6 separate regions of the Homo sapiens genome follow, and regions 2, 3, 4, 5 and 6 are each linked to region 1. A link is a loop called in an ENCODE intact Hi-C map of the cell type or tissue named here. Cell type or tissue: HCT116. All regions are shown on one strand. Each heading gives the region's core, and the rest is flanking DNA. Links, peaks and the distances in the headings are about the cores only. Region 1 has its middle 440 kb from the start of MIR5702. Region 2 has its middle 6.4 kb from the start of MIR5702. Region 3 has its middle 47 kb from the start of MIR5702. Region 4 overlaps RHBDD1 (rhomboid domain containing 1). Region 5 overlaps NYAP2 (neuronal tyrosine-phosphorylated phosphoinositide-3-kinase adaptor 2). Region 6 has its middle 540 kb from the start of MIR5702.

What was found. A loop is a pair of places that touch in the nucleus more often than their neighbours do. Peaks named below come from ENCODE experiments on the same cell type or tissue, not always from the same donor. Only the 100,000 strongest peaks of a DNase experiment are listed, where the experiment ranks them.
Region 2: a loop joins it to region 1, with 3 times the contacts of the local background. A loop is called at or near these places in 3 of 110 quality-filtered maps.
Region 3: it touches region 1 in a loop (2.1-fold over the local background); 3 of 110 quality-filtered maps call a loop at or near these places.
Region 4: it touches region 1 in a loop (5-fold over the local background); 13 of 110 quality-filtered maps call a loop at or near these places.
Region 5: it touches region 1 in a loop (11-fold over the local background); 6 of 110 quality-filtered maps call a loop at or near these places.
Region 6: it touches region 1 in a loop (4-fold over the local background); 3 of 110 quality-filtered maps call a loop at or near these places.

The regions. Positions count from the first base shown.
Region 1 is chr2:226,213,858-226,218,965 of GRCh38, reverse strand. No RefSeq gene overlaps it. Among named protein-coding and RNA genes, the nearest start is that of MIR5702, 440 kb to the left of the region's middle. In HCT116, for the core only: a CTCF peak has its summit at 2,842 (motif pointing left); a DNase peak (open chromatin) is centred at 2,835; H3K27ac peaks cover 4,000 bases.
Region 2 is chr2:226,649,813-226,654,920 of GRCh38, reverse strand. No RefSeq gene overlaps it. Among named protein-coding and RNA genes, the nearest start is that of MIR5702, 6.4 kb to the left of the region's middle. RefSeq lists a silencer at 4,448-4,537 and enhancers at 4,494-4,788, 4,678-4,807, 3,895-4,808, 4,809-5,108. In HCT116, for the core only: no CTCF peak of the experiment used is centred there; DNase peaks (open chromatin) are centred at 2,330 and 4,610; H3K4me3 peaks cover 860 bases; H3K27ac peaks cover 4,000 bases.
Region 3 is chr2:226,609,405-226,614,512 of GRCh38, reverse strand. No RefSeq gene overlaps it. Among named protein-coding and RNA genes, the nearest start is that of MIR5702, 47 kb to the left of the region's middle. In HCT116, for the core only: no CTCF peak of the experiment used is centred there; DNase peaks (open chromatin) are centred at 2,412, 2,934 and 3,170; H3K27ac peaks cover 4,000 bases.
Region 4 is chr2:226,982,993-226,988,100 of GRCh38, reverse strand. All of the region lies in intron 8 of RHBDD1 (rhomboid domain containing 1), which reads right to left. It also overlaps a transcript of COL4A4 not described here. Among named protein-coding and RNA genes, the nearest start is that of RHBDD1, 150 kb to the right of the region's middle. In HCT116, for the core only: a CTCF peak has its summit at 2,580 (motif pointing right); a DNase peak (open chromatin) is centred at 2,580; H3K27ac peaks cover 2,435 bases.
Region 5 is chr2:225,666,430-225,671,537 of GRCh38, reverse strand. The region is part of intron 7 of NYAP2 (neuronal tyrosine-phosphorylated phosphoinositide-3-kinase adaptor 2); the gene reads right to left. Among named protein-coding and RNA genes, the nearest start is that of NYAP2, 270 kb to the right of the region's middle. RefSeq lists a silencer at 2,786-2,835. In HCT116, for the core only: CTCF peaks have their summits at 999 and 2,724 (motif pointing left); DNase peaks (open chromatin) are centred at 997 and 2,697; H3K27ac peaks cover 2,748 bases.
Region 6 is chr2:226,112,758-226,117,865 of GRCh38, reverse strand. No RefSeq gene overlaps it. Among named protein-coding and RNA genes, the nearest start is that of MIR5702, 540 kb to the left of the region's middle. RefSeq lists enhancers at 1,228-2,054, 2,439-2,733. In HCT116, for the core only: no CTCF peak of the experiment used is centred there; DNase peaks (open chromatin) are centred at 2,575 and 3,235; H3K27ac peaks cover 4,000 bases.

The DNA.
Region 1 (5,108 bases), core at 431-4,430:
CATTTTACCATAGCCTTGAATAATGGCCCTCCATTAGAAATGCATAATCTACCTACACCAGGGTTTCTTAACCTCGGCACTACTGACATGTTGAAACATGATTTTGTTGTTGTTGTTGTGAGAGGCTGTTATGGGCATTGTAGAATGCTGACCAGCACTTCTGGCCTCTACTGACTGGATGCCAATAGCAGTTTGATATGGTAACCAAAAATGCCTCCAGATGTTGTTCAATGTCCCCTGGAAGTAAATTTTTTCGTAGTTGAGAACCACTCAAACATGTAGTTGTGATATTCTACCTAGGTAGGGTAAAAGGTTTCCATGACTTTAGTTAGTATTAGTAGAATGATATGAATTCCTGCATTTTTGGAAAAATGAGAATTTTTCTTTCTTTCCTGATTTGAATTCATATTTATCTTTTAATTCATTAATTGATGGATTGATTTTTAGTAGCATGGTTAGTGGTATAAGATAAGAAGGTTTGTTTTCAGGGTATTAAATACTGAAGCCTAAAACAAACAGGAATGCTAAGATACTGACTTACTGAGAAATTTCAGAAATGATTCAAAAGAGATTTCTACTATAAGAAGAATGAAAGTTTTTCATATAAAAAGATAGGGCTCAGATGGACATATCAAAAAAAAATCAAAGGTGAAATGTTGATTTTATCAGCTTTCTTAAAAGATTACTATCATGGCATGTCAGAGTCAGAAATATCATTTAAGATCCTCTTATTCAATTCTTTCATTTTAAAAAGAAGCAGGGGTAGGCCGGGTGTGGTGGCTCACGCCTGTAATCCCAGCACTTTGGGAGGCCGAGGCAGGCGGATCACGAGGTCAGGAAATCAAGACCATCCTGGCTAACATAGTGAAACCCCGTCTCTACTAAAAATACAAATAATTAGCTGGACGTGGTGGCGGACACCTGTAGTCCCAGCTACTCGGGAGGCTGAGGCAGGAGAATGGCATGAACCCGGGAGGCAGAGCTTGCAGTGAGCCGAGATCACGCCACTGCATTCCAGCTGGGGCAACAGAGCGAGACTCCATCTCAAAAAAAAAAAAAGAAGCAGGGGTATAGGAAACCCAGATAGGAATGGGAGGCAGATCTGATCCTCATTTTCACTAAACACAGTTTCTCTGGTGAATGCATGAAATTAAGAAGTTAGTTGTCCTAAAGAGCCTTCAATTCCTACTTATAGAATCAAGGATTCCTTTTTTCTCTTCCCATTAACCATTTGGTTGGTTTCTCTTTCGCCAACTAAGTTTTGTTTTCTGTAGAGGAGAGGCTATCTTTATGTCCTTTCACTACCTAGCACAGTAAGTTCAGTGTTAAGAAAACAATATTCTATGCATCTTAAGAATTATAAATTCCAAGCACTGTAGATTGATATAGAGATGGTTGCTAAGTGCCCAATGGTACTTGTGCTTTCCCAATATAGGGGAAAGTATTGTTAGACACTATCATTTTATTTGATTGGGTTTTCCATCTTCCCAGATGGGCATGCTTCAACGTGGACAGGGCCCTTTTCTCTCTTGCTCAATCTTGGTTCCCCAGGGCCTCACATGGTAATTGGCAAAGAGGAGGTCTTTAATAAATTTATTTGTTGAATGATGAAATAAAGCAGTAGATTTGCCAGGGTAGACACAGTGGAAATTTTCAAAATGAGTTCACATGGAACATAGATACTTGACAACCATTTGCCAAACAGGGTATCTAGCATAATGTCTAGAAGTGGCAGACTCCACCAGTCAGACTTGGATGAGAAAGCCAGTTCTGTTTGCTGGCAGCTTTACGACTCTAGTCAAGTTTTTTAACTCCCCTAAATCTCAACTTCTGCATCTGTAAAATGGACACAATAGTAGTATTTATCTATCAGGATTGTTATGAAAATTAAATGAAGCAATGTAGATATATTGATTAGAGTAATGCTTGACACTTGGTAAGCAGTCGACAATTGTAAGCTGGGAGGGAAGGATGCCCCTCTCCAATCTCATCTGGCTATTCTTGCCTATGGAGAAAGTTTTATGGGCACAAACCCAGGTTTCTGGAAGGACTGTTACGCTGTCAGTATCAGGAGATACACCAGGCAAGTCTCTCATCACTTCAAACATCTGGGCTGTAAGTGCCCTCTGCTTCCCTCCCTCCCCGCCCTAGGTGCTCCAGGGGCAGGACATGGGCCCTAGGCCAGGCTCGCCATCTTTATCCATGTGACTCACTCTGTAACTGGACCCAGAGCCTCACCCACAGGACAGCCATCCTAGATTCACAGACACGGTGAAAAACAGCTCTTTGAAATTCAGCCTGAGTCCTGCAATTCAGCAGTGGTTTCCAGAGAAGCCCTGCATGAGGAGCGTTATAGAGTGTTCAGTAACTCCGGTAAACTGCACTTCATTTTCCACTTGGCCATTTTTGTCCTTTGTGTAAGGAACCTCTAGAGAGAGCACCAGGAGTGAGGTAACAAGCCCCAGCCCTTTTATTATTATTAAAGGAAATGTCGGCCTGAGGATCCTATCCTTTATCGAGATGAATAAATAAAATATACGTAACAACTAGCTAAGGGGTGAAATATTTAAGTGAAGAAAATGGAACAAACTATATATTTAAATACCGCAGAGAGACACTGAGGAAATGCTGACTGTATCATAATCTACCCCCCACACCCTCAGCCACTGCCATTCACTTCATGCCAAATTGTATCATGTATGTACTTCTGAATGTTTCCTCCTATGGTGTGACTTTGGGGTTGCATATAGAGTTTTTTTTCAGTCATTCCAGACAGCGTAATTAGAAGATGGTGAAGACTCGGGGTGTTGTATGGAGGTGAAGCTGAAGCTGAGCCGTCTAGAGTCTGGAGCGCCCCCTTGAGGAAGAGGAAGGAAAGGAAGGTAGCACAACATAGCTGAGGCCTGCAGGAGGTGGGGAGTGAAGGAAGAGGATGGGAAAAGGTGGCCTCGGAGAATGCCTATGTTCTGATGACCACTGCAGTGTGGATCTGCGTAGATTATTTTTAAAAAGTTATCTTTTCTTTTTCCCTCGAGCATGAAAACATTTTATGTCTCTGGGACCACTTGTGGGCAAGAATTAGGAAGGTGACAATTTTGAAACTTAAACAGGCCTTAAACATTAGAAGAAAGTACTCATTCATTCACTCATTCACTTATTTGTTCTTTGAATAAACAGTGTGTTTCTCTTATGTTCCAGACAAGAAAAAAAAATTCAGATATACATCTCAGTTGTGTCAAAGCTCTTATTGAAAATTCTGGAGATAACAATTTTGGAAACATTCTAGCAAGCCAGAGATGGTATATTAAAAATAACTGAGCTTTTACTGCAAATGAAGCACATACGAAATATCAAAATGCTTCTTTGTTATTTTATTTTAGTGAATATTAGGAAAATATTCTATCTACACTCTACATTTTGTTGTAACTGCTTTATCTTATAACAGAATGATAAAAATAAATGCAAGACTTTTTTAGAGAAAATTATCTATCACCCACTCATAACTGGGTGATAGGTGATTTATTTTAGTTCGTACTGTTGATTGGCTGTTTATGATAATTGCTTTTTGATTGGTTTGTGCAAATTGGAACTCGAAATTCCAAGGTGAGATTTATAACACTAGGAAGATTTTTATTAAGCCCTGAACAAAAAAAAATATGTTTATAATGTGAATTTTAATTGCATTCCACTGGAAAAAAACAAGTTCATATTTCACAATTAAATGAAAATCACTTAGGATTAAGAAATTCCTATTGCTGAAATATTCTAAGTTCCTTAAAAAGGTAAGCATTACTGGCTTGTTCTAGCACTACTGACTCTAATAATCAAAATCACATATAAATTCCAAAATAATAATACTGATAGCTTACATTTATTGATCACTTAGGATGTGCCAACTTCTGTGCCAAGCACAGGTCTGCTAGTTATTTAATACTCACCACAGCCATATGAGACAAGTATCATTATTTTCACTTTACAAATGAGCTGCTGTGGCACAGAGATGTTGAGTAATTTGTCCAAAGTCACACAGCTGGTAAAGAGTAGAGTTTGGATTTTCCGGGTCTGTCTGGTTCCTTAGCTTACTAGATTAACTAAGCTGGATGTCATTATATAGAAATTACTTTCTTTCACATTGTCAACTGACATTTGCATTAAAGAAAGATAAATATTCTTACTATAATTCTTGTTTGAATTCAGAACATGAAGGAGAAAATGGAGAGGAGAGTGGAGCCTGTCTCTTGGTGAAAATTATAAATGCCATCTCAATGGGACATGCCCTTTGATAGTTACTCTATTCTGCATCATGGCCTCCCACTCGGCTCTAAGAACTTTTAAGCTTGAAGAACAGCACATCCTAACCATAGTGAGCATTTAAGAAAACTCCCTAAAGTATGCATTATAAGGGGAAAATCCCAAGTGAATCTAAATAAAATAAAATGGGAAAGAATAAAATGAAACACACACACACACATACACACAGACACACACACACACACACACACACACACACACACACACAGAAGTTCAGCTCTATTCTTCCATTCTGCTCAACTCACTTTTTTCCCACCATCCCCCACTTTTTTCCCACTATCACCATTTGGGACACTTTCAACTTTCTCATGGTTTGAGCACAGATTTAGCTTTTTTGAGAAAACCATATTTGTCTTAGGCTAGAATATCTTTCATAAACATCCCCTGCCTATTTATTGAGGAGAGCTTCTGTTCCTTCTCACATTTTCTCCCTCCAAATTCTCTATTGTGATAGCAACCATAGCCTCCAAACTTTAATAATTAACATTTAGTAATAGGAATGTAGGCAAATTTATTCTCTGTTTCTCTTATCCCAAAGTGAAATTGCTTTTTCTTTAAGATCTCGAGGGAACACTAGGTAATGTGGCTGTCTTTTCTGCATCTCATTCCTGAAAAATTCCAGTGATGGAGATTAATCAGTTAGTATTGCGTTGAGAATAGATTCTTTTCCTTAAAAGCTCTTGACTGACTAATGCCACAAAAATGACATTTTAGCCAGAGATCCCGAAATGAATTGAGTCCTTCTTTCTCACTATTCTTAAGCCAATCACAGATGTCTGTAGTATTTATCCATTTAA
Region 2 (5,108 bases), core at 744-4,743, 440 kb before region 1:
ACTGGACAAACTGATTGGTCACCATGAGTTTACTCCTAGCATTTCTGCTATCAGGTTCCAATGACAGAGCTTCTTTGCACACTGGATCTTGTGGACTGGATTTCTGGAAGATTCCCAGAGAAGTTCCACATTGAGAGTGTTTGTTGATAGATAGCACAGGTGCACATCTCACAGTTGAACTCGAGGTGTTTAACCATTTTAGGCAAAAGCAAAACAAAGCACAAACAGCCAAAACAAACAAAAAGGGGCAACTGTAGTGACAATAGTATAACAAGACCAACAGCAACACTAGAGAGTTATTAGTTCAAGTTTTATATTCTTCCCAGGACGACTGGGATTATTTGCTAACAGGGAAAGAAACAAGGGATGGCAAACCTGAGTACAAACCAGCCATTTACCTTTACCAGGCATCAAATATTCCTTTGCCCTTTTGCCTGGCACAATATCCAAATAAGTAGTTGTATTAGAGTTCTTCAGAGAAACAGAATCAGTAGGATGTTGTGTGTGTGTGTGTGTGTGTGTGTGTATTTATTGTAAGGAATTGGCTCATGATTATGGAGAATGCCAAATCCCAAGATCTGTAAGTTGGCAAGCAGCTGGAGATCCAGAAGAGACAATGGTGTGATTCCAGTCTGAAGGCTGGCAGGCTTCAGACCCAGAAAGAGCTGATGCTTCACTTTGAGTCAAAAGGCAGGAAGTAACCAATGTCCCAGTTCAAAGGCAATCTGGCAAGAGGAGTTCCCTGGTATTTGGGGGAGTTAATCTTTTGTTCTATTCAAGTCTTCGATGGATTGGATGAGCCCCATACATGTTAGGGAGGGCACACTGCTTTAGATGTTAAAGTCATCCCAAGACACCCTCACTGATATGCTGAGGATAATGTTAGACCAGATATCTAGGTATGTCATGGCCCAGTCAAGTTGGCACGTAAAATGAACTATCACAGTAGTTTTAGTTTACACCAAGCATAAAAGAAAATCCCAGTTTCCCAGAGGAGCACGAGTACTCATTTATCAGGATACCTGTGTTTTTCCTCTGGCTCTCTCAGCTCAGGGTATTCCAACTACGCTTTCCTTCATGCCTCCACTCCCAGTTATTTGCCCAGAGACATAAAGCTGAGCTTTACTACAGTCAGTTACTTGGGACAGCTGTCTACTACTCTGGGAAGTAGTAGCTATCTACTACTCAGGCAAATAGGATTATCTCCCATCTTGAGAGTACCCAATAGTGGGAAGGCTGCCATGAAGGAACATCAGGCATTCTTGCTGTTGCTCTGATTTGTCTTAAACAGAAATGCTGCACTCAGTCAGTGCTGACTATGATCTGTCTTGTTGGTTTAGCTAGTGGGGCATTAAGGAGCATGTGGGAGAGAGGGTTTTGGTGGATTGCAAAAGTGGCCACAATTTTTTATGCCTGGATTTGACTCTGAAACTCCTCTTATCAATAGGTGGAAGTGATTTCCCCACTTCTTGAATCTAGGCTGACTCTGTAACTTGCTTTGGCAATGGAATGCGGTGGAAATGGCAGTGTGCTAGTTTTGAACATAGATTCCAAGAGGCCTTGCACCTACCTTTCTTGCTCCCTTTTGGAACACTGCTCAGATAATTTATGAACAAGCCCTGGCTAACCTATGGAGGATGAAAGATTTTGTGGAATAAAGACTAGCCATTGTAGCTGATACTCTTCTAGACCAGCCTACCTCAACTGGCTTAGCAGCCAACCACAGACCTATTTACAAATCCAGCTAAAACCAGAAGAACTGTCCAGAGGATCAGAGATCACAGTTCTATAACCAACCTGAAGAACTGTGAGCTAAATAAATGGCTACCATTTTAAGCAACTATGTTTTGTAGTGGTTTCTTATATAGTAAAAGCTAACTGATAAGGAATGCCTGGAGTGGCATTCCTTATATAGGTTCCCTGAGCATTTTTATGGTTCCCAGCTTTGGAGTAAAGAATTAATAGAGTATTTCTTCTGGCAGAATCAATAGGTTTCTTCCCCCTAGAATTTTTTCTGATGTAGCCTAGCTCCTAAATTCTCCTGACTGGCATATGTATAGACTTAGGTTGTTTGATAGGATTTTCAAATTTTGGCATAGAATCCTGGATGACATAAGTCCGTGGGCTTTGAATATCTGTTTCAGTAGCTCTTCCATGAACCCTGACTTCTCTCTTTTCCTTGTTCAAGGAAACGCAGGTTCTAACTGGCCAACTGGTCGAGCAGTTAATAACTACTCTCATTTCCTACTGCATTCATAATTTACTGTTGAACTTCCTTGACCTCAATGGCGTCACAGATTTGAAGAATTACAGAGCTGTTTAGTGGAAGTGAAAGAACAATTTCACAGGAGATTCATAGATTTTGATGACTATGAATCATATCTTAAGAATTTGTGGCTACCTTTGAAGCACAAAACCACGGGATGTGTCTGAGTTACTCAGGATCAATGTTATTTCTGTGGTTCAGTTTCCCAAAGATCTGACTGAGCTGAAAATGGACCATGCTCACCAAGACCACTGGTAAAAACTTTGGGTATATTAACCAGAATTATTTTTAAATTTCTGGCCACACTGCCAAAATCTTGCTGAACTTTGGGTTTTCTTGACTTTGTGGAAGTGTTTCTTTCATGGAACTGCTGGGATCAAAACTGCATCTGTCTTAGGGATGCAGATTGTGGCTGGGAAATGAGATGTGTCTTAACTTAAAGAATGTCTGAGCTTCTTCAGAGTAGCTCAGTTTAAAATGTTTTCTTATTGACTGATTGAGATGTGCAAGCGGCTGCCACCTGACTTGTAAAAATGGATTTTCAAGTGTATTTGTTTTTTAGATAGCTTCATACTGAGTGAAGGAATACATAGCCTGGAATTTCCTCTAATTATAAGCCTAATCCAGTTAGTGCACAAATCTGGCAGATATTTTAGTGTAATACAAATTAATGTTTTCGTTTGCTTCACCTGATTTGTTTAGTTGAAACTTAAATGTGTTTTAAATGTGAATTTTTAGTAACTATGTATCAATTGCAACGATCAACAATTTTTTGGAGAAATCTGGTAGCTTTACTCTCCTATAACCTTGCATGTTTTTGAAATATTTTCTACTATGATTGCAAAATGATACTACTCTTCAACTGACAAATCACCTTCATCCTTTATCAAAAACATCTTCCTCTAAGAAGCCTAGTTTCAGTTTGGCAGAAGAGAGAGGCTATACGTTTTTAAGGGGTGACAATATGCTTTTAGCTCAGCCAAGCCTGGTTTATTAGACCTTCAATTAAAATAATGAGTTCAATGGCTATTTAGTTTATTAGTGTTTGTAGTAGTAGTGATGGTAGTAGTGGTAGTAGTACTACTAATTACATTTATTGGGCACTGGGTAAGACTAAGTAAAATTAGCTAGGTCATCTCATTTAATCCTCATAGCAATTCTGTGAGGCAGGCATTATTATTATCCCCATTCTAAGATGAGGAAACTGAGGCACAGTGAAGTCAGATGACTTCTCCAGGTGGTAAATCTAGAAAACAGAACAGTTCAGGCCCAAACAGTGTCATTTGACTCAAAACTCACAGTTGTCCCAAAATACTATACCAGCATACTGTCTCTTACCTAAATAGATTGTCTCGCTGTAATAAAACATGAATGGCTAGTGGCAACTCTTTTTGAGCAGGCAAAATGGATGCTTAAAACTTAATGTCAGTCATTCTAACTCTGGTTTAAGCACCATTGTAGGTGGGGTCCTGGAACAGGTTATGAAGAATGGTTATGAAGAATGATGTCAAGTCTGCCATCTCTACTGGATCATGCTCTGAAAGATCTTTTAGAGTTTAGACCCATTCATGGCAAAATGGAATACCCTAGAAGTAGGGGAGAGAGGCAAAAAGAAAGGGAGAGAGACTGAGAGAAAGGGAAAGGAAAAGAGAGAGAGCATGCTCCATCTTTACCACTATCAAGGAATCATTGACCATCCTACATCTCTCCAGGTCCTTCTCAGTGACCCAGGACATCTCAGTACAACGTAGTATTTCAGTCTCACTGCCTGAAATATTAAAGGTCAAAACACATTTTAAGGTGTTATCTCTTTCCTGTCTCATTCTAATCAATTTTGTACATAGCTGGTTTCATTTGAACTCAATCATTGTGATTTGCCCCTTATGGGCAGCTACAATTAATCAAGTGCATGTTAGTCAACATAGTTTGTGTACACCACATAATGAAAATCCCATGAAATTTAGGCATTTTGAATGTTTTAAGAGCAAGCCTCAGTGAGACTTCCCTTGCAGAACCGACTTCCCAGCTGGAGGGAGATGCATGGCCCATGCCTTTCCCAAACAAATGTGTTTGTGACATTTCCCTGTGTAAACGCTGACTTTGTTGGGGGGAAATCTGTGGTGCCTGGAGAGATGGGAGAAATAGATTTCGGAAATGCTAATCTAGGGGAGCAATCCGCAGTATTGCAGCCTGCTGGGGCTGTGTTCTGCATGCTCCCCACAGCTGCCTCTGAGCGAACTTATTGACAAAGGCGAAGGAAGCTTACAGTGCACCAGGATGACTCACTCCACGTTTACTGGGTGGTTCACACGGCTGCCTGCTTGCCGGAACAGGAAGGCCCTTATTGTGCTCAATTGTTTTCCTGAATGCCTTTCTCAACAACAGCAAAAGGAAACATTACTTTTTGGCTTCCAGCCATCCTGGCCACTTGGTACTTCCAGTGCTTAGAATGCAAAAGTTGGGCTCAGCCAAGACATGCAGAGGCACAAGGCTGCAGTTATTTCTGTCTGTGTTTCAGATTAACCACTGCCTTTTGCAGTAAACAATCCAGGGTGATTTAAGACAACGGGAACTCCCTTTACTAGCAACAGCCCCGACCCGAGTTTGACCGTTTGTTTTATGGACTTGTTTCATGTACAGTAACCCCATGGGGGGCCTTGACACCACCACCCACTGAGTTGCCTGAATAAAATAGAAAAGGCCCTGCCTGTCAGTTACCTCCTTCTTGAATCTGATTGTTCCAGAGATACTGTGAGGGAGGGGAAAGTGCAGCCTGGAGAAAAAGGGAAGGAGGAAACCAGAAAGTTAACAGCAAAGGGAATAGAGTCAGAGTGCTGGGGGC
Region 3 (5,108 bases), core at 536-4,535, 400 kb before region 1:
TTATTATGAATAAGGTCTTAATGAGAGTGCAAATGGGTATAAAATATCTCTTTAAGCTACTGATTTCTTTTCCTTCAAGTATCTACCCATTGTATGGTAGTTCTATTTTTAGTTTTTTGAGGAAACTCCATACTGTTTTCCATAATGGCTGCACCAGTTGCCTTCCCACCAAAAGTGTACAAGAGTTCCTTCTTCTCCACATCCTTGCCAACAATTATTAATTCTTGTTTTTTTTTTAAAAAAAAATAGCCACCAGACTTCAGCCTTGAAAGCATGTGCATACATGGCCCACAGTAGTCAGCACATTCCATCCCACTGGCTAGGAGGATGGATTTGTTACGGGCACGGTAACCAAAGTCATACCTATCAGGATGAATACGATTCAATTTTGGGACTTTTGTTTGAGCTTTTCCACTGGGTCTTAAGCCTCAGAGGAGGTGGGGCTAAATCTTCTGTTGCCATTTTACCTTTACTTTGGCTTTATCAAAATGGTTGAAAGGCTAAGCCCAGAGATAGAAGAAAAGGTAATAAGATTTGGCCTACAGCCCCCAATCCTGCCATGTTCATTTCGGCACTAACCATGGGATTTTTACTTATGGGGCAAATATATATTTTTCTCCAAACAAAGAGCTCCGATTGAATTCTAATTGATAATCAGAGAAATCAGAGAAGCATAAAGTACTATGGAATAATTGCTCTACTAATCTGAGCACAAAATTTCTATAACTTAATTTAAAAATTGTGTGTGTGTGTGTGTGTGTGTGTGTGTGTGTGGTGCGATGTCTACCAGCTGCCCACCATCCTTTGTCTTAGGGTCTAATTCATTTAGAAAACTCAAGACAGGTGAAATGAAATAGTATATTAGCTATTCCCTAAAACAGCAAGTAAAATCTTTGACTTGTGGCTTTGAAAACTGTATATCATTTCTATTGTACCCAAGTTGGCAGCTCTAAACCCATTGGGTAAGAACTTTCTACTTTTCTTATTGAATACCATCAGCCTTAATGCAGATTATTAGTAAGGCAGATTATTTTGAGTTCTTGTGATATCTCAAATTATGAAATTTGAAACTGTGATATTTCAGATTATGTTCCTATATGTTTGGGCTACTGTTGGATATCCAATGAATGCAGTTTATTTAAAAATCCCAATAAAACTGAACCAAAAAGCTCAAAACATAGTTACTTTACAAATGTTCTCTTAAGGATGACTGATTGATTGATGTGTTGACACGAGAGGGTCAAGACAGCTGCACTGCTGGGTATACCAGTGGGCATGAGGGGCATGTGGACCAGTGAGTTATTTTTTGTTTCAAAATTTTAATGTGAAGGAAAAGGAGGAGGAACAGCAGTATATCTAGAGAATTGTCTAGAAGTAAAAAGCAGACTTGAAAGAAGAAGAGTTTAAAAGTACCAGGACAAAAGTCAAGAATTTATCATCAGTCTTGCTCCTGAATATCCACTGGGAACATACTGCTATTTTATTAGTGAAAACTTTTTTTTGGTCTGGTCATAGATAGGAGCAAGAGAAATCATTTGAAAGTCCAGGCCTTAGCAACTGTGACAAATTTACAAAGAGAAAAAAGGCAAAAAGATATTATAAGGACAGACATTTAGAATATACATCCAATGGATTCAATCGAAACTGAGTGCTTTCATCCTGAAGGCAGTCACAGCAAACACAATTGGAAAGCATCACAAATACCTTCAGCAAATGTCTAAAAATAAATCCAAGATTTTAGACTTTAGATCCATGTAGATCAAGAAGATCCAGTCTGAATGTGGTGGTGCACGCCTGTAATCCTAGCACTTTGGGAGGCCGAGGTGGGTGTATTGCTTGAGGCTAGGAGTTTGAGACCAGCCTGGCCAACATGGCAAAACCCCATCTCTACTAAAAATACAAAAATTAGCTGGACGCGGTGGTGCATGCCTGTAATCCCAGCTACTCGGGAGGCTGAGGCATGAGAATCGCTTTAATCCGGGAGCAGAGGTGGCAGTGAGCCGAGTTCATGCTACTGCACTCCAGTTGGGCAACAGAGTGACAATCTGTCTGTCTCAAAAAAAGGAAAAAAAAAAAAAAAAAGAAGATCCCAGAGACAAGGACAGACTGAGTTTCAGAGGAGGACTGGCCAAACACCCAGCAAGCGTTGGAGACCTGGGCCCAGGAAGACCTGTGTTTCTTTTCCCTTCTAAGGAAAAGAACTTCAGTGAAGAAAAAAAAAAAAGTCATGAATCCAGTTAATCCAAAATTAAAGTATCAAGAGTGACTCAACACTGAGCCAGTAAATAACCAACCTAGAATTTTTCCAATTGCATACATATAACAGGAGTTAAATGACTCACGTCTCAAAAGAGGAAAGCATAAAGCGGGGGTCACTGTGGAAATGATTCCTCTACCTGTCAGACCCTAGGCTTGGTCAACGGAAGGTAGACAGCTCAAGAATATCCACTGTGAAGAAACTGCCAACACAAACAGTCTGACAAAGTCTGGCAATGAGCAATAAGAGGGAATTTGGATAGGTGGGTGGAGTAATTGGGAGTTGGCAATAGGCAAATAGCAGAGGTACAGAGAAGCAGAGGGTCTCAGATGGATAGGATTCAGGACTCCAGAACTGAGAGCTCTGGCTCAAACAAAGCAAGAACACTTTGTCTAAAAAATCCTGGAGTAATTCGGAGTAAGATACTAAGAATAAAAGTCAAATATGAGACAATTGGATAAATATGTGATGGCTAGATCTCAGGCACAAGGCAACATGTTTGTCTGGCCAGGCAGGGATCTTTTGAGCCTTGATTTTGTGCTCTTTTGAACCTAGGGTGAAGTTCAGTCTGCTGTGAGAAGCTGTGAAATCCCACATCTGAAGATCAGATGGACATGCGGGCAGGGAAGACAGTGAAGCTCATCCCTATCTTTATTCCTCAAAATTCTGTCCTTGGTCTTTCTCTCCTAACTCTCCCTGGTTTCAGCTTCCTCATGGCCTCAGTATATACTGAGACGTTTTCCAGCTCTCTTTCTATATGTATATAAAACTACCTATTAAAACCTGTCCTCAGAAGTTCCTGGGATGTGGGCTGTTTGCGGCAGCCACAGCACAGGATGTAATTATGTGACCTCAGGTCATCTAGGAAGCTATCTTCAGGACTATCTTGTAGGAGATTAATGATTCATGTGATCTTATCATTCATCCATTCAAAGCACATTTACTTAATGGAACCAATGAAATCTCTACTTTCATGGAATTCACAGTCTATAACTACAGTTCTTAGTCCTAAATCCCAGAGACATTTCAGATTCAGTGTGTTCTGAAGTCACATCATATCAATGAGAAAACACAATTTGTTGTGTAGTATGGTGTGTCTGACATATTGCAGGTTTCAATGGCTTTTCATTAAACAAAAAACTTGTTGATTTCAGGAAATAGCTTAGTAAATAACAGTTTCCATGATCTAGTCACCTGACTTGATTGAATTAAACTGCTCTATTCTAACACCTTCTAAACAGTCCACAAATTGGTAATGTACAAGTAAAAAAAAACTTTAAGTGCACAATTTTACATTTATTACAGCTCTATGTTCCTTATGTAGAATGTAAATAACTAAAAATAATAAAATTTTACTACCCAGAGATAATCACTTCTAATCACTTATAATTATCTGGCATATAGGTTTCCAGATTCTCATACATATATGCTGACGCTCAGTAACTGTTTCATGTTTTGCTTTTTATATATTATATCATAAATTACCTTTTCATATTAGATATGTTTCTATAGTATAATTTTGCTGGCTACCTACAATCCCATCTTACAGATGTGCTGTAATTTATAATCTCATATTGCTTGAATATAGCTTGTCACTAGTATTTTCACTGTTACAAATAATGCTATGGTAAACATCTTATAATTATATCTTTGTGACTACTTATGACTATTTCCTCCAGGACAAATTCTTAGGAGAACATATAGGTTAAAGGATATGCAAAAATTTCAACATTTTTGCTTTTTATGTTGTCAAATTTAACTCCAGCACAATTTTTCCCCAAAATTACAATCAGGAATCAATTCCTTATGATGTCATGAACCTGACGATACGAGTTCTTCTGATAAATGATGCAACTAGTTATTAAATCTTCTATTTCCCTTCCATTGCATGAACCCTGCCTTTAACAAATAAAGTACACAATTTCATATTCAGATCTAACACCTGAAATTCTAGTGGTTAGGTCCTATTAGTTCATTTGTAATCGCATATTAGATGAAACTATTGCTGAAAATTTATTTAAATGTATCAAGTGGCCTGAGTTCTGATGTTAGGTTAATCTCATGTTGGTTGGACCTTTGGATTGTAGTGGAACATGGAGGACTTTTGAGCTCCAAGGAGCTTTAAGAAGTGCATGTTTTCATAGTAGTTCTGGTACAAGAAGCTTTGTTTTCTTAGGCATCTGGAGAGACAGCAGATGACATGGGTGGCTACTCCCTCTCCTTCTATTGTTTTTCTTGAACGCTGTTGAAGCCAGAATTTTGTGAAACTTCAGAATGTGGGTTATGGGACCTCTTTTCTTGCTTTTAATTTTAAATTCCTTTTGACACATCTTTAAACTGTCTTCCTAACTTCTCAAAGATGACTATGTTCAAAGATCTTTGATTTCTTCCAGTATTCTCTCAGAAATGTCAGAAGTATTCTATCCTGGAAAGAGCACACTGTCTGGTGGGGAAGGGTGGTAGATTAAAGATGTTTATTAATACTTGGCTGCTCCTCCTTCAAGAGGTACATTCCTACTACCTTGTCCCAGTCTTGGATGGCTTTGTGACCTGCTTTGTTCAATAAAAGTGAAGGTGGTGGTGCTATCCAAGTTCTAGGCTTAGCCCTTAAGAAGCCTGGCAACTCCCACTTTTTTTCTCTTGTGCAGCTGCTGTGCTGTAAGAAGCCCAAGCCCAACCACTGAGTGATTAACCAGCATGTGGAGAGAGGCCTTAGACGATGAGATGTCATCACTGATGTTTTGCTCTCAGCATCTGAATGCAGCTGCATGAGTGACCTCAACTACTACAACACTTAGCAGAAGAATGGCCCTGCTGAACCTGGTTGGCCCATAAATACATGAAAACTTTT
Region 4 (5,108 bases), core at 652-4,651, 770 kb before region 1:
CTGAAACACACTGGGTCCTGGCCCTGCTGCTTGCCACCTGCTATGACTTTCATCCTAAGAGAATGGTGGCAGCTGGATTCTCCCATTCTCAGCTTTTTAGCAGCCCTGGCCCTATGCACAGAAGTTTCCATCAAACAGCAACCATTGCCCAGTTTGCTGCAGTGGTCCTTAATCTGAAGTGTGCACAGAAATGAAGAACCTGTTCAAAATGCAGATTATTGGATCCCCTCCACCCCCTCACCACAGATTCTGATGCAGTAAGTGGTGGTTGGAGCCCAGGAACTTCATTTTAACGAGCACCCAGATGACTCTGTTGCAGATAATATATCAAGTCACTGAGAAATGCTGTGGCAAATGAATTCACTTCAACCAGATGTGGGTTCATATCTGGGGTCCACCACGATCTGGCACAGGTCACTTCCCTCCCTGGGCCTCAGGCCCCTCATCTGTACCCAGAGGGGGGCCTGGACCTCTGACTCCCACACAGAGGTTCGAGTGTCCATGATTGTTTTGTTCCCAGTGAGACACAGGCGTCAGGTGGTGGAGAGATGGGAGAGTGCAAATGTGTCACACCAGCAACCTGCCTCATTGGCCAGCTGCCTGAGCAGCTTCTCTGGAGACTGTTGCCTGTCCTACCAGCTAGCTGCTCATGACTTTTGGCAGCTGGGCACAGAAGCAGCCATGCTATGCTCCTTGGCAATGTCCTCCAACACATTTTGTCTCTCTTCAGTGCCGTCCTCCCATCCCAATTTTTTTTTTTTATACTTTAAGTTCTGGGATACGTGTGCAGAACATGCAGGTTTGTTACATAGGTATATGTGTGCCATGGTGGTTTGCTGCACCCATCAACCTGTCATCTCGTTATAAGCCCCAGATGCATTGGGTATTTGTCCTAATGCTATGCCTCCCCTTGCCCCCAGCCCCCAACAGGCCCTGGTCTGTGATGTTCCCCTCTCTGTGTCCATGTGTTCTCATTGTTCAACTCCCACTTATGAGCGAGAACATGCGGTGTTTGGTTTTCTGTTCCTGTGTTACTGTGCTGAGAATGATGGTTTCCAGCTTCATCCATGTCCCTGCAAAGGACATGAACTCATTCTTTTTTATGGCTGCATAGTATTCCATGGTGTACATGTGCCACATTTTCTTTATCCAGTCGATCACTGATGGGCATTTGGGTTGGCCCCAAGTCTGCTATTATGAATAGTGCTACAATAAGCACACACGTGCATGTGTCTTTATAGCAGAATGATTTATAGTCCTTTGGGTATATACCCAGTAATGGATTGCTGAGTCAAATGGTATTTCCAGTTCTAGATCCTTGAGGAATCGCCACACTATCTTCCACAATGGTTGAACTAATTTACACTCCCACCAACAGTGTACAAGCATTCCCATTTTCCACATCCTCTCCAGCATCTGTTGTTTCCTGACTTTTTAGTGATCGCTATTCTAACTGGCATGAGATGGTATCTCATTGTGGTTTTGATTTGCATTTCTCTAATGACCAGTGATGATGAGCTTTTTTTCATATGCTTCTTGGCCACATAAATGTCTTCTTTTGAGAAGCATCTGTTCATATCCTTTACCTGCTTTTTGATGGGGTTATTTTTTTCTTGTAAATTTTTTTAATAAACTTTTTATTTTGGAATAATTTTAAATTTACGTAAAAGTTGCAAAGATACTGCAGACAAGTCTATTCCCTAAATGTTAACATCTTACAGTACATTTGTCGAAACTAAGAAACCAACATTGATACATTCCTCTGAACTAAATTCCAGACATTTAGATCTCACCAGTTTTTTTCACTAATTTCCTTTTTCTGTTCGGGGTCCAATCCTGGAGACCACAGTACATTTTGTTACCAAGTCTCCTTAGTCTCTTTTGGTCTGTGGCTCTTTCTGAGTCCTTTCTTGACCCCCATGACCTTGACAGTCTTGAGTGGTAGCAGACAGATATCGTGAAGAATTTCATTCGGTCTGGTTTGTCTGCTATTTGTCCTCATGGTTAGACTGGGGTTATGGGTTTTGGTGAAGAATACCATAGAGGTGAAATGCCCTCATCACATATCAACGTGCTGTCAACATGACTTATCACTGGTGACATTAACCTTGACCACTTAGATAAGTAGTGCTTTCATCAGTTTTCTCCACTTTGAACTTTTTCTTTTTAAAATGAGTTCCAAGGGAATAAAGCTTTGGCCTTTGCCACTAAGAGTTACCTGGATAAACTGGAAGAGGTAGGAGTGGGCATCTCAAGGTGGCTTTGTCACTCTTGGGCATGAGTAGGATATAGTGGTCTGGAATCATCCCTAACCTTGCTGGGTTCTGCACCCCTCATTCCAGGTGAAGTGGGGTCTGCTAACGTTGGTGTGGGTGTGTGAATCACCAGGAGGGCTGTTTAAGAAATAGTTGCTGATTGGGTGGGCTTCCCACAGAGCCCAGGCCGCTGTAGTTTTAATGAGCTCCCGGGTGACTCCGATGTACATCAGCCTTTGAGAACCATTGAGCTACAGCTCGGATTTTTCTTGCAACTGAACATATCCACCCGAGTTTCATTCTGGTATTTATATCTGCCAGCAGGTGGAACCAGAGGCCTATGACATTAAATCTGCTGAAGAAAACTAGGACAAATTCCAGTCAACAAAGCATTCCGCATCGTAAGCAGAATTAGGGTTATTTTGAAACAGATGGGCGCTACAGAGGCTGCTGCATTGAATATTATGGAGTTGTTTATTGTCTAGATGGCCCGAAACCCAGGAGTTATTTGCCAGCATCTAGCAGTTTCTATGTCATATCAGAATTCTTCCAGAGCAGAGGAGACTGACAAGGCACTGGGAGAGATATAGATACAGATATGGATATGAATGTAGATAGTTTAACCAGTTCTAATCCTGAATTTCCTCCTGCTATTGTGCATGCTGCCTCGTGTTAGTGAGTGCTTTGCAGGAATGATCCGGAGCCTCCTAAATATGCTAACTCCAAATCAGAGGAGATAAACAGACATAATCTATGGTAATAAGACAATCAATCCTGGATGCAGTAATACTCAAAATGATCTATGTTAGGCCTAATCAGGTGGTACTGGTTACTGGCTCACATTTTCACTCAAACCCCCCACTTGTACTTGCCCCCAATCCTCCTCTTTGCTTCTGCCCCTCCTCCCCCTCCCCCACCCCAACCCCCAGGAGAGCATCAGAAGGGCGGAAGTGAGATAAAAGGCCCATCTAGCTCTCATTCTGACTGTGCCTGATGCCTGGTTCAGAGTGCACACTGCTGTCTAAGGACACTCAGAACTTGGTTTGACTTGGGGGTTTCTCTGGCCTAGCACTGAGTGAATGTACAAGACCAGGGCTTATAAATTGAGTATTCCATGAGTTCTAGGAATCTGCAAAAGTCTCCAGCACCAGTGGTTCCTTTCAGGAGAATATTTCTAATTCCTTAGCCTACGACCCCAGGGCGTTAGCTGTTGCTGTTCTGCCTGGTCCGCCTAGGCTCAGAGAGGTCACGAAGGCTGTCATGGACTCAATATTTGTGTTCCCTCAAAATCCATACGTTGAAGTCCAAACCCTCAATGTGATGGCATGTGGAGGTGGGGCCTTTGGGAGGTAATTAGGTTTACATGAGGACATGAGGGTGGAGCCCCCGTGATGGCATTGGTAAACTTATCAGGGAATGAAGAGGCCAGAGCTTGCACTCTCTGCCAATGTGAGGTCACAGTGAGAAGGCAGCCATCTATAATCCAGGAAGAGGGACCCCACTATAACCTGATCATATTAGTACCTGGAACTTCTAGCCTCCAGAACCGTGAGAAATAAATTTCTGTTGTTTAAGCCACCGGGTCCATGGTAGTATTTTGTTAAGGTGGCCTAAACTGACTAAGACAGCATCTTTGAAGTTGGCAGCTTGGCAACTGGTAGTTCAGCAGGTGCTGGCTGTCACAGCTGCTGGGCAGACCCCCAGTGATCAGAGCGGTGAACAGATGTGCTTTCTGGTGGAGAAGAAAGCACATCTTTCTTGGGACTCTGTCCTAAGTGGTGGCTTCATAATTGCCGGAGACAGCAGCTCCCTCCCTCCAAGGGACACAATGCCAGCTGCATGGCTCACCCTCCTATACGAGCAGGGACAGTTCCTCCATTCACAAATAACAAGATCCCCCACACCATTGCGTTTTGCCCAGGCTCTCAAATCTTCTGTTCAGCTAAAGGTATAAAGAAGCATTTTTGATAATATTTAGACCTGTTTTATTTTTTTCTCACTCCCTTCCACTTGAGTTTCAAACCAGAGAGATGGCCCAATTTCCAGTCCTTCAAACCAAGGATCAAGGGAATGTTTTCATTGACTTTTGAAATCAAAGACCATTTGAAATTAGCCAACATTTCCCTCAGAAACCTCAATCTTCTTAAAACACTCCTTAACCTTTGCACGTGAAAAAAAGTACAAGTAAACATCATCCCAAGCATTCAAGGAATAAGGAAAAAAAAAGACAAGCCAGTGGGAAAAGAACTTTGAAAAGGGACAAAAAGTTGGCAACTTCTGCTGAGAACAACCATCCCCGAGTGGTCAAGTTTAGGTCACCCTGGACAACTACTGCAGATAACCATGTGTCTTGTAAAACAAGGCTGTTGGGCCTGGGAAAAGAAATGGATTGAGGTGGCTGGCCCCTAGGCTAGGTGGCCTGACTGACTAGCAGCAAATAAAGTGAACCACATAACTGGCCCCAGGTCCCACAGCTACCCAATACTTCCGTGCCACATTCCCGCAGAAAACACAGCATGCTTCGAAGGGCTAAATACTAGATGCTGGATTTAGAACAGTGATTCTCAAATCCACGTCGGGGAGCTTGGTGAGAGGCAGATTCTAGGGTTCTAATGGAAGATTCCAGATCAATGTCTGTTGGGGGACCCAGAAATGTGCATTTTTTAACATGCACCTCAAGTGAGCTGGATGCCCACATGCCCCACTTTGAGAAACTCTGATCACAGGAATGCCATAGTGTGTTCTGTGGTTATGTTTGCCTTTGACCATTTGCACTAGCATGGCATTTGGTTTAGTACAAGTAGGTTTCTGGTGACATTTACTATGAGTCAAAGACTGGTAGTTTCCTAGGTT
Region 5 (5,108 bases), core at 624-4,623, 550 kb after region 1:
GGCACTGAAGGCCTCAGTGGACTGCAGATGTGGTAAAGTGGAAATTATAACAAGAAAACTAGAATTAGAAAGGGAGCTTGAAGAAGTAACTGAATTGCAGCAATCTCATGATAAAACTTGAACACATGATGAGTTGCTCTTTAGGGATGAACAAAGAAAGTGGTTTCTTGAGATGAAATGCACCCCTGGTAAAGGTGCTATGAACATTGTGGAAATGACAAGAAAGGATTTAGAATATCACATAAGCTTAGTTGATAAAGCAGTGTCAGGGTTTGAGAGAAATGACTTTAATTCTACTGTGGGGAAAATGTTCTCAAACAGCATCATATGGTTTGGCATAGGTAAAGGAGGGAAAAAGAAAAAAAAACAGCATTGCATTCTACAGAGGAATCTTTTGTAAAAGGAAGAGTTAAATTGATGTGGCAAACTTTGCTGTTGTCCTATTTTAAGAAATTGCCACAGCCACCCCAACCTTCAGCAACCACTACCCTGATCAGTCAGCAGCCATCAACACTGAGGAAAGACCTTCTACTGGCAAAAACATAGGACTTGATGCAGGCTCAGATGATCGTTAGCATTTTTAGCAATGAAGTATTTTTTTAATTAAGGTATGTACATTGTTTAGACACAATGTTTACACTTAATAGACTGGATTATAATGTAAAAATAATTTTTCTATGTACTGGAAAACCAAAAAATTATTGAGACTTGCTTTATTGCAATATTCACTATATTGCCATGGTCTGGAATTGAACCCATGATACCTCCAAGGTATGCCTGTAAACAATCCAAAGAAATCTTAGCAATATTGATTTTAATACAGATCCCTGTCATTCCAAAACACATGATAAACAATGAATTACTGCTTGATGCTGCCAAAATGATTGCTGAAAGCCTATGTAGGAATTTTTTTTTTTTTTTTTTTTTTTTTTGGAAAATACTGAAGACGTTTTCCCAGGAAGGACATAAACTAATGCAATAGCACCCCTTTGTGGTGACATAAGGCTATAAAAATCATAACCAAGACCATTAATTTGTAAGGGTCTTTTTTAGAATTTCCTGCAGAATTACATTGAAATGGCCTAAAGACTCATTTAGTAATCCTTTCCTTTCTCTTAGGCAGAACCACACTACTATCATCTCACCAATATGGAAATTTACTGTGGTTTTAAAGGTCTCCAAAGGAAAGATTGCATGACCTCTCCCCGTACAACATTCCAGGGTTCTGCTTTCAGGTCTAATAAAAATAACTTGACACACGAGCATGCACCCATTTCCTCTAGTTAAACCTGCCTCTTTGGTTGAGATGAGAACCAGATGGCTGTTATCCTTTTTATTCCTTGGCATCTATGTACACCAACTGTGAAGGCCAAGGATACAGAACCATAGCAAGATTGTACAAAATGGATTTGGTCAGAGGAAGTAATCATGACCTATCTATAAAACCTTCCAAAGTAGGGCCTGCAAATACCACTTCTGTTTGGAGCAGAAAGTGTTTTAGTGGGCCAGAATGTGCAAAGCACATTTCTTCATTTGAAGAGCTCTTCATCTTCCCCTCATGTAAGGTGAATCGCTGCAACCTGGGTGTACTTCATAACAACCCGACTCTCCTTGGAGGAGGTGTGCTCACACTGCTTTCAAACAACTTGAGTCTTTGGAATGATCGTATCTATTTATTTAACCTTCTTGCCCTTTGCACATCATCTGACTGCTGGACAGAACGGAAATAAAAATTGTTATTTTTCTCTTTTTAAAGTCTAACACAATTACACATTTTCTACTACTGAACTGAATGCTACTTTGAATTTTCTCCATTTCAGCATTTTAAATATTAATAAAATTTTGATTTTTTTGTTATTCACTTTAGCAGTTCCCAGTGGTTTTCAAATTATAGAACAAACTGAGCTCTTCCCAGAACATTCTGGATATTTGTTTTCATAGGGTTGACATTACAATACTGTGTTTCTTTCTTCCTTTTTTTTCTCACTAAATGATTTTTTAAATTGTAATCAAGAAAAATAAGTTGTTGAAAATGTAAGCTGCCAGTTTTATCTCTAGTTAGGGTTTATTTTTGTAACACATAATCAGTTGAAATATATAGAGATTAGCTTTGCCCATTTTTGTCCATACGAATGAGCTTTTAAGGGATGAATTAAACAATGGTGTCTTATTTGTAGTAGGTAGAGACGTGATGTGCAGAAACCTACGTTAAGGCCTTTCATTTTAAAACAATACAGGGTAATAAAAGCCAAATTCACGTGCCATAATGACTTTTGATCTCTTTTGTAAAAAGAAAGAGATAGAGTCATGAAAAATAGTAATAATTAACATCTGCTCTGTATGTTCATGTACCACATGCTTTATGCCTCAGGTAGATAACATACATTGTAAAAGAACAGCCAACTTCATGTTCCTGCCTGAAACCTCACTGTAAATAAAATATGAGTCAGACATTCATTATGTAGTTTTTGGTATTCATACTTGTCCTTAATCATCCTCTATTACGTCTGTAGTTAATGCATATGCAATCAATTTTAAGCCATTAGCAGCAAAAAAAAAAAAAAAAAAAAAAAAAAAAAAAGCAGGGGACACCAATTAGGACACAATTTTTTTCTTTATTTATTCCTGTGTATGTAATTACCTTACATTAATAGTTTGACTTGTCAAGTAATTTCTAGCCCAAATGAATGGAGACATGTTAACTTTGGAGATCCTCTCCCTCCCTCTAGTGGTGATGAACTGCACAGGAAATCTTCAGTATGTGTTTGCTCTATAATACCCAGGAGAGTGCAGCTGACACACACACAGGAAAGGACAGTGCATTGAGAGTAAGAAGAGAGGGGTTCAAGGCCGAGATCTGCCATTACTCTGTGAACTTGAGATTTCACTTGGCCTTTTGTTTCTCAGTTTTCTCATCAGAGATGGGATAATGATTATGATTTGCAGGACTGTTGTGATGGTCACATGAGAAAACATTAGGTCAAATATATTTAGACATCGATAAAACATAATTAGATTTCTTCTTTTTCTAAGAGAAAATACAAGAAACATAATATACTCAATCCACTGATCTGATCCTCTAATGGAAAATCTGAGGCAGCCCCCATGGCCTCAGTCTCCTGGTACGCAGAGTATATAGAGTAGACAAATCTAGAGAGAGTCTTATTGATGTTGTGTTCAAACATCAGTCCCAGTGATGAAACCAACTGATGTCATCTGCTGTGTGACTCTTGGAGAAGGTCATCACATGTAGTTTTCTTGCTAAGCATGGTGAACTCAAATCTAATCACAAGAGAACAATCAGACAAAGGGACATTCTGGAAAAAAAGCAAAATCGTTCTGGACTCTGAAAATGTCACTTATCTTGAAAGACTAATGAGGTTGGGAAGTATTTGTGATTCAGGAGATTTGGAGAAACAAAGAAAGAAACTGAAAACTATATGTAATGTCGTATCCTTGATTGGATCCCAGACTGGGGAGGGGTATAATATTGGGGCCCTTGTAGAGATTTGAGGATTCCCTTTATATTAGATGATAGTAGGTAGTAGTGAATTATTATAAATTACCTGACTGCTTTTTTGAGTTTGATTGTTTAGAAGAATACACTCGGTCTTAGGATAGTCATGTTCAAATATTCAGAAATGAAGTGACATTATTTTAAAAAACTGTATGTGTTTAAAAGCACACACATTATACTAGTCTTCCAACCGTGCATCTGTAAAGCATCTCTATTAAGGTATCTCTATTAAGTAGTTTCAAAAGGAAAATATGAAACAAATGATTGCTCTTAGGTATTCTATCCATTGAAGATTCATTTGGGTTAAGAATGCCCTCTTTTGTAATGCTAATTGTTCAGGGAAGGGCTCTCTTCTACAATCCCCCTGTCATCTGAGGCTTAAGTGAGATGATCTCAGGGAATCAGAATTTAAATTAAAAGGAGACAGCTCCTTAGCAAATTTCTGTTGACTTGACTTTCTACGTGAATCAGCTTCCTCAAAATGGGAGTAATAATGATCATGCTTATGGTTCCTAATTCTCCCAGAGCATTACCACATGCTCTTCATCCCCTAATCATTTTTCTACAATTTTTCCCACCTCAACATTTGTTAATCCTATAATGCTAAACTGCTTGCATTTCTCTGACAAATTGTATGACTTCAGACTTCTCACTCCTTTGTAAACTGTCTTATGTCTGACTGTAAAGGCCTCCCACCCACTCTTATTAAATATATATGATATTTATATTTATATATTCACACACACGTATTTGGCTTCTTTATCAGGCTGAAATTTCTTTGAACACAGGAGTTTGTCATATCAACCATCTTCAAACTCAAGCATCTAGCAGAATATCTGGTGTTTAGCAGTACACAACAAGAATTTGTTGGCTGAATACAGGAAGGCAACTTATAAATTCTGAAGTCTGAGGACTAAGCTCTGATTTTTTTAGCTTGCACAAATTCCTATCTAACGGGTCTGGAGAGTCATGCCCTACAAACCATAAATTCTCATCAGAATGGTTTTATTTAACCCTATATACCGTGACTTACTTTCCAATCTGACCCTGGCATAACATTACATGACAAAGAAGAAAGTCAAAATATTTTACCCCAAAACATGTTTCTTTGCTGTATTTTGAAATGGTCCTGCAAAGCTGTCCTCTGTGTGTGTGTTGGGGGGGTGGGGGGGCATGGAGGGGGGGGAATATGTATCTGTAAAGAATCTCTATTAAGGTAGCTAGATCTTTTTCTTTCAGGCCCTCCCAATCCTGAAAAGATTAAGAATCTAGTACTTTTTAAAGGTCCAAATAAGAAACATTTGTCATCTATTGTCTCTAAGGGCAGCCACTTTAAGACTTCAAAAGAACCTTGGTCTCCACAATCTTTTATCTTAACCTGAATATTTCCTTTCTATTGATCTCAAGTGTTTAAACAAACTCAACCAATTATCAATCAAAAAATGTTGAAATTTACCTGTAGCCTGGAACCATCCCCCCAACCCCGCCCAAGCTTTGAGTTGTCTCGCGTTTCTGAACCAAACCAATATATTGTTTCAATGTATTTCATTGATGTCTCATGCCTCCCTAAAATGTATAAAAGCAAGCTTCA
Region 6 (5,108 bases), core at 545-4,544, 100 kb after region 1:
TCCTGCAGCATTGCTACTTAACTTCTCCAGGCCCAGCGAATTCCTAGCTTGATCATAGAATTCCATTGGTAGCTTTGCATGGTTTTCAACAGTTGTCTAGGCTGCTTATTTTCCCTCACTTTCCAAATTCATCTGATCTGAGCATATATGGCTTATGCATTATAGTTTACATACTATGGTTTATGACTAAGGATGTAACGATTTTTGACTTTGTTTTATTGCACTTGAGCTATATCAAATTAAACTGGCCTTCTTGTTAATTTATCATTGGTAAAATATTTCATATGCATTTTTTTGTTAATCCTGTACTTCAAACCTACGAATAGCTTGCTTAATTGTATTTTATGAACTGAACTGCAATGACCTCATACTTTGGCTTTACCTTTGTAATAAATTGACATTAGTAAAAAAATGTTAGTAAGTAATGTGGAATATTGCTAATATCATTGGGCTTGACATTTGCTTGGAAGGAAAACTAGGAGACACATCTTTTGAAAGACAAATCCATATACAATACATTCTGTAATATTTTTCTCATACCTCCATAAATTTCCCCTTGTGGATTTTAGTCTTCTCTGTCTGATATCAGCCAACACGCTGTCTTGATGTAAGACTGTGTAGCATGGAAGAAAATGAACTTCGGCATCAAAAGGACGTGGTTTTGATTGTAGGTTCTGTCCAAACTTTTGATAAGTTATTTAACTTCTTCAAACTTCAGCTGCCTTACCTGTGAGGTGGAGATTTGATATTTACATTTTAAGGCTGTTTTAATGTCAAATGAAATAATATTTGTCTAACAACAAGGAAGGTACACAGAATCAGTAGTAGCACTAGCCCTACTATTCTATTGAAGAATCTATAGAATCATGACAAATGATCTTGATGGATCTTTTCACCATTTATGGGCCTTAAAACTTTAATGCATTCATTCATTCAATAATAATTTATTGAACAACTAACTTGGAAACATAACTACAGAAGATGAGAAGATGAGAATCAGTAACTAAGACTGATATGTTCTACTTTCTATCAGTATGACTAGTAAGAAAGGAAAATTTTAATTTTTTATTCATTTTATAAATAGTTGCATAATACTTATTATATACACTGAGCACTGTTCCAAGTACTTCACAAATATTACCTAATTTAAATCTTATAATAACGCTATAGGTAATACATTATACTTATTTACATTCAAGGAATTGACACATAGAAGTTTAGTAACATATCCAAAGCTATATATTGCTAGTAGGTGATGGGAGCAGAAATGCAGGAATGAGCCCTGCTAAACTGGCTTCTGAGTTCATCCTCTTAGCCACTTAACCATGGTGCTTCTCCGGAAGTAATTGAATAGGATTAATTCTAATTGTAATAAGTGATATAAAGGAGATACACAGAATGCTGTAAAATGAGAATAACAATATCTGCCAACAAATGACTTTTTGAGAGCTCATTGTGTTCCATGCTCTGTGGAGTCCACGATGCCTTTAATTTCCTTTACTGAGCTCCTCTCACCACTAAAATACATTATGATTTGGAAATTTAACAAATGTTTTTCTAACAGCGATCTGCTAGTTCTTCTGCAAAAAATAAAAAAAGAAAGTGGCCCAAGCAATTACTTTAAAATATTATTATGCAAATGTTACATTAATTTAGAAAAAAACATGGCTGAATTGCATTGCCATTCTTCCAAAGCAAAATCTCATTTGATAAAAACAGTTTCTTTGCAAGTGAATGGTACAACACCTTTAAATACAGTTAACAACAACAAAAAAGTATTCAGGCCTGCTGTGACCATTGCTGACAATGAATGCAGTAGCAAGTCCTTACATCAGCCTGATGAAGTAAATACCAAGAGAGAAATGTTGTTCTAGATTAAATCACAAAAAGAGTAGCCAAGACTGTCCTTTTTATTACCTGTTTGTTTAAGGCTTATCTGGCTGTTGATATGCAACAAATGGCCTCTCGCAGGAACAAAATATATATCTTTGCCAGAAAGTTCTTGATAAAAAAAAAAAAAAAGTGCCTGATTCACTGCTATATGTCCTACTCTTTAAACAGGACCAGACAGATAGTAAGTTCTCAATAACTACCATTAGAATATTGAATTTTGAGTAGATGTCTTTTTGGTTACATCAATACTAGTCAACCAAGGAAGTCTAAATGGGACTGACATAATGTGGGTGAAAGTTACCCATTACATCTAGATTCTAGTCCAGCCTTTACCACCAATTTAGCTTGTGATCTGAGGTGAACGACTTTATCTCCCTATTTCTGTCCTTTCTCAGCTATGAAAGACCTAATACACTTCTAAAAGTGAACAGGCACACATCCCTTTGATAACCTGTTCTCAGTTTTAGCTTGCCAGAAGTTTATAACTTTATTTTTTACTACAATTAATATCTTTTTCTTGTGGTAGTGGGAGGAGAAACATAATGATGTACATGCAAAACCAAATATGCCAAAAGAATGCATGTATTTTCCCTCTGGAAGGAGTGCATGAAAGTTAGGCATGGTGAGTAACCCCGACTGATTAACTCTACCACTGATTAGAACACTGACTCACCATATGACTAACCACACATCAGATATTTATCTTGGGCCAACCCTGGTTGACTCATAATCTATGGTTTAAGATGAAGATCGGAGCTACTTTTGATCTTCTTCTTGCAAGCATTACAAAGAAGATAATACCCTGTGTACTAGCAGAGCCAACTTTACTGCCACAGAGGATGTACCCAACTCCCATTATTCTAATTCACTGGAGAACAGGTTACAGCAATAGCAACAGAGTCTGAAATAATCACTTTCAAATTTGTACTTGGGGCTGGAGAAGCTGATAGAAGTTATACCCCATTGTGTAGCTTTGAAAAAATAAGTATCTGAAAGCATGTGTAGACTTTTAAAAATAATCACATCCCTGTAACATTAGACACAGAAAACCAATATCAAAAATAAACCATGTATTTATCCACTTTATAAACATTTTTCCCTTCTGATTTCTATATGGTTATAGATTGTAATCTTTAAAGGCAGAGATTGAGCACAGTTTGATATGAAGGATATTGATCAGGGACCAACACCTGGGGAAGGGAGGGGTCAGCAGTAAGAGTAGGCAAAGAGAGAAGTCAAACATTGAGGCAAGCCCAACAAAGCCTTGGCCGAGTGTGCAGGGAGTTTTGGAGTGCGTATGGCTTAACAGGCTTGTTCCCCAGGAGTCAGAATGACTGCACTTTAGTACCCGCCAGAGGTCAGTCACTGGATGTGGGCTACTATGGAAAGGACGTGACCTTAGCCAGATCGCTCACTGAGGAGGCACCTAAAGGAGCTGACAGCTAGACCAGGCATGTGGTCAGCAGCAGCAGTAGAGGCAACAGTCCATTTCTGAAGAGGATCTGGGTAACAAAACTCCTTGTCTATCACTCATATCACATAGTGAGTAATTTTTAAAGAGAAAAATGCAGAATATGGCCAAATTTCTATGAGACAAACATAACTGCTTGATAATAAAATTGCTGTTCTATGATTTAATATGATTGTCCAACTGGGATGCTAGCGTAAAGCTTACTTTCTGCAACATACAAATATCTTGAGGCCATGGACTATATCACTGAACTGTATTTTTTTTTCAAAACTATATTAAGAAATCATTCAACACATCTAGTAATTGGCTGGCTCTTGTGATTCAGTTTTTTCAGAATAAAGATATGGTCATATGCCTTGAATGGTCAGAATTTACTATAGAGGGAAAGCTTAATGTGTCTACGTAATGTAACTATATATACATGTGTAAATATATAAATATATAAATATTTATATATAAATATATAAATATATAAATATATAAATATTTAAATATATAGATATATATGCATGTATGTGAATATATATACAAATTGTGAGCTCTCACTCACAAATTATGAGCTGTAAGTCACAAAGGATGCATGATGGTTAATTTTATGTGTCAATTTGACTGAACCATGGGCTGCTCAGATATTTGGTCAAACATTATTCTGTATGTGTGAGGATTTTTGGATGAAATCAACATTTGAATCAGTCAGTACACTGAGTAAAACGGATTGCTCTCCCCAGTGTGGGTGGCCCTCCTCCAATCAGTTGAAGGCTTGAATACAACAAAAAGCCTGCCCCCTCCCACAAATAAGAAGAAACTTTTCCTGCCTGACTGCATGAGCTGGGACATCAGTCTTTACTCATCTTTAGACTCAAACCAAAATGTTGGCTGTCCTAGTCTCCAGCCTCTGCCAACTTTTGGATTTTAGACTGGAATTATACAATCATCTCTCCCGCGTCTCCAATAGATTTTGGGAGTCTCAGCCTCCATAATCTTATAAGCTCATTCCTTATAATAAATATTTTTGAGAGGATATGTCAATAAATATCACAATCAAAATACATAAATTCACCACCTGCACTTCTCTATTTAATTCTTTTTTTATTATTATTATACTTTAAGTTTTAGGGTACATGTGCACAACGTGCAGGTTAGTTACATATGTATACATGTGCCATGTTGGTGTGCTGCACCCATTAACTCATCATTTAACATTAGGTATATCTGCTAATGCTATCCCTCCCCTCTCCCCCTACCCCACAACAGGCCCTGGAGTGTGATGTTCCCCTTCTTGTGTCCACGTGTTCTCATTGTTCAGTTCCCACCTATGAGTGAGAACATGCGGTGTTTGGTTTTTTGTCCTTGCAATAGTTTGCTGAGAATGATGGTTTCCAGTTTCATCCATGTCCCTACAAAGGACATGAACTCATAATTTTTTTATGGCTGCATAGTATTCCATGGTGTATATGTGCCACATTTTCTTAATCCAGTCTATCATTGTTGGACATTTGGCTTGTTTCCAAGTCTTTGCTATTGTGAATATTGCCGCAATAAACATACGTGTGCATGTGTCTTTATAGCAGCATGATTTATAATCCTTTCGGTATATACCCAGTAATGGGATGGCTGGGTCAAATGGTATTTCTAGTTCTAGATCCCTGAGGATTCGCCACACTGACTTCCACAATGGTTGAACTAGTTTACAGTCCCACCAACAGTGTGAAAGTGTTCCTATTTCTCCACATCCTCTCCAGCA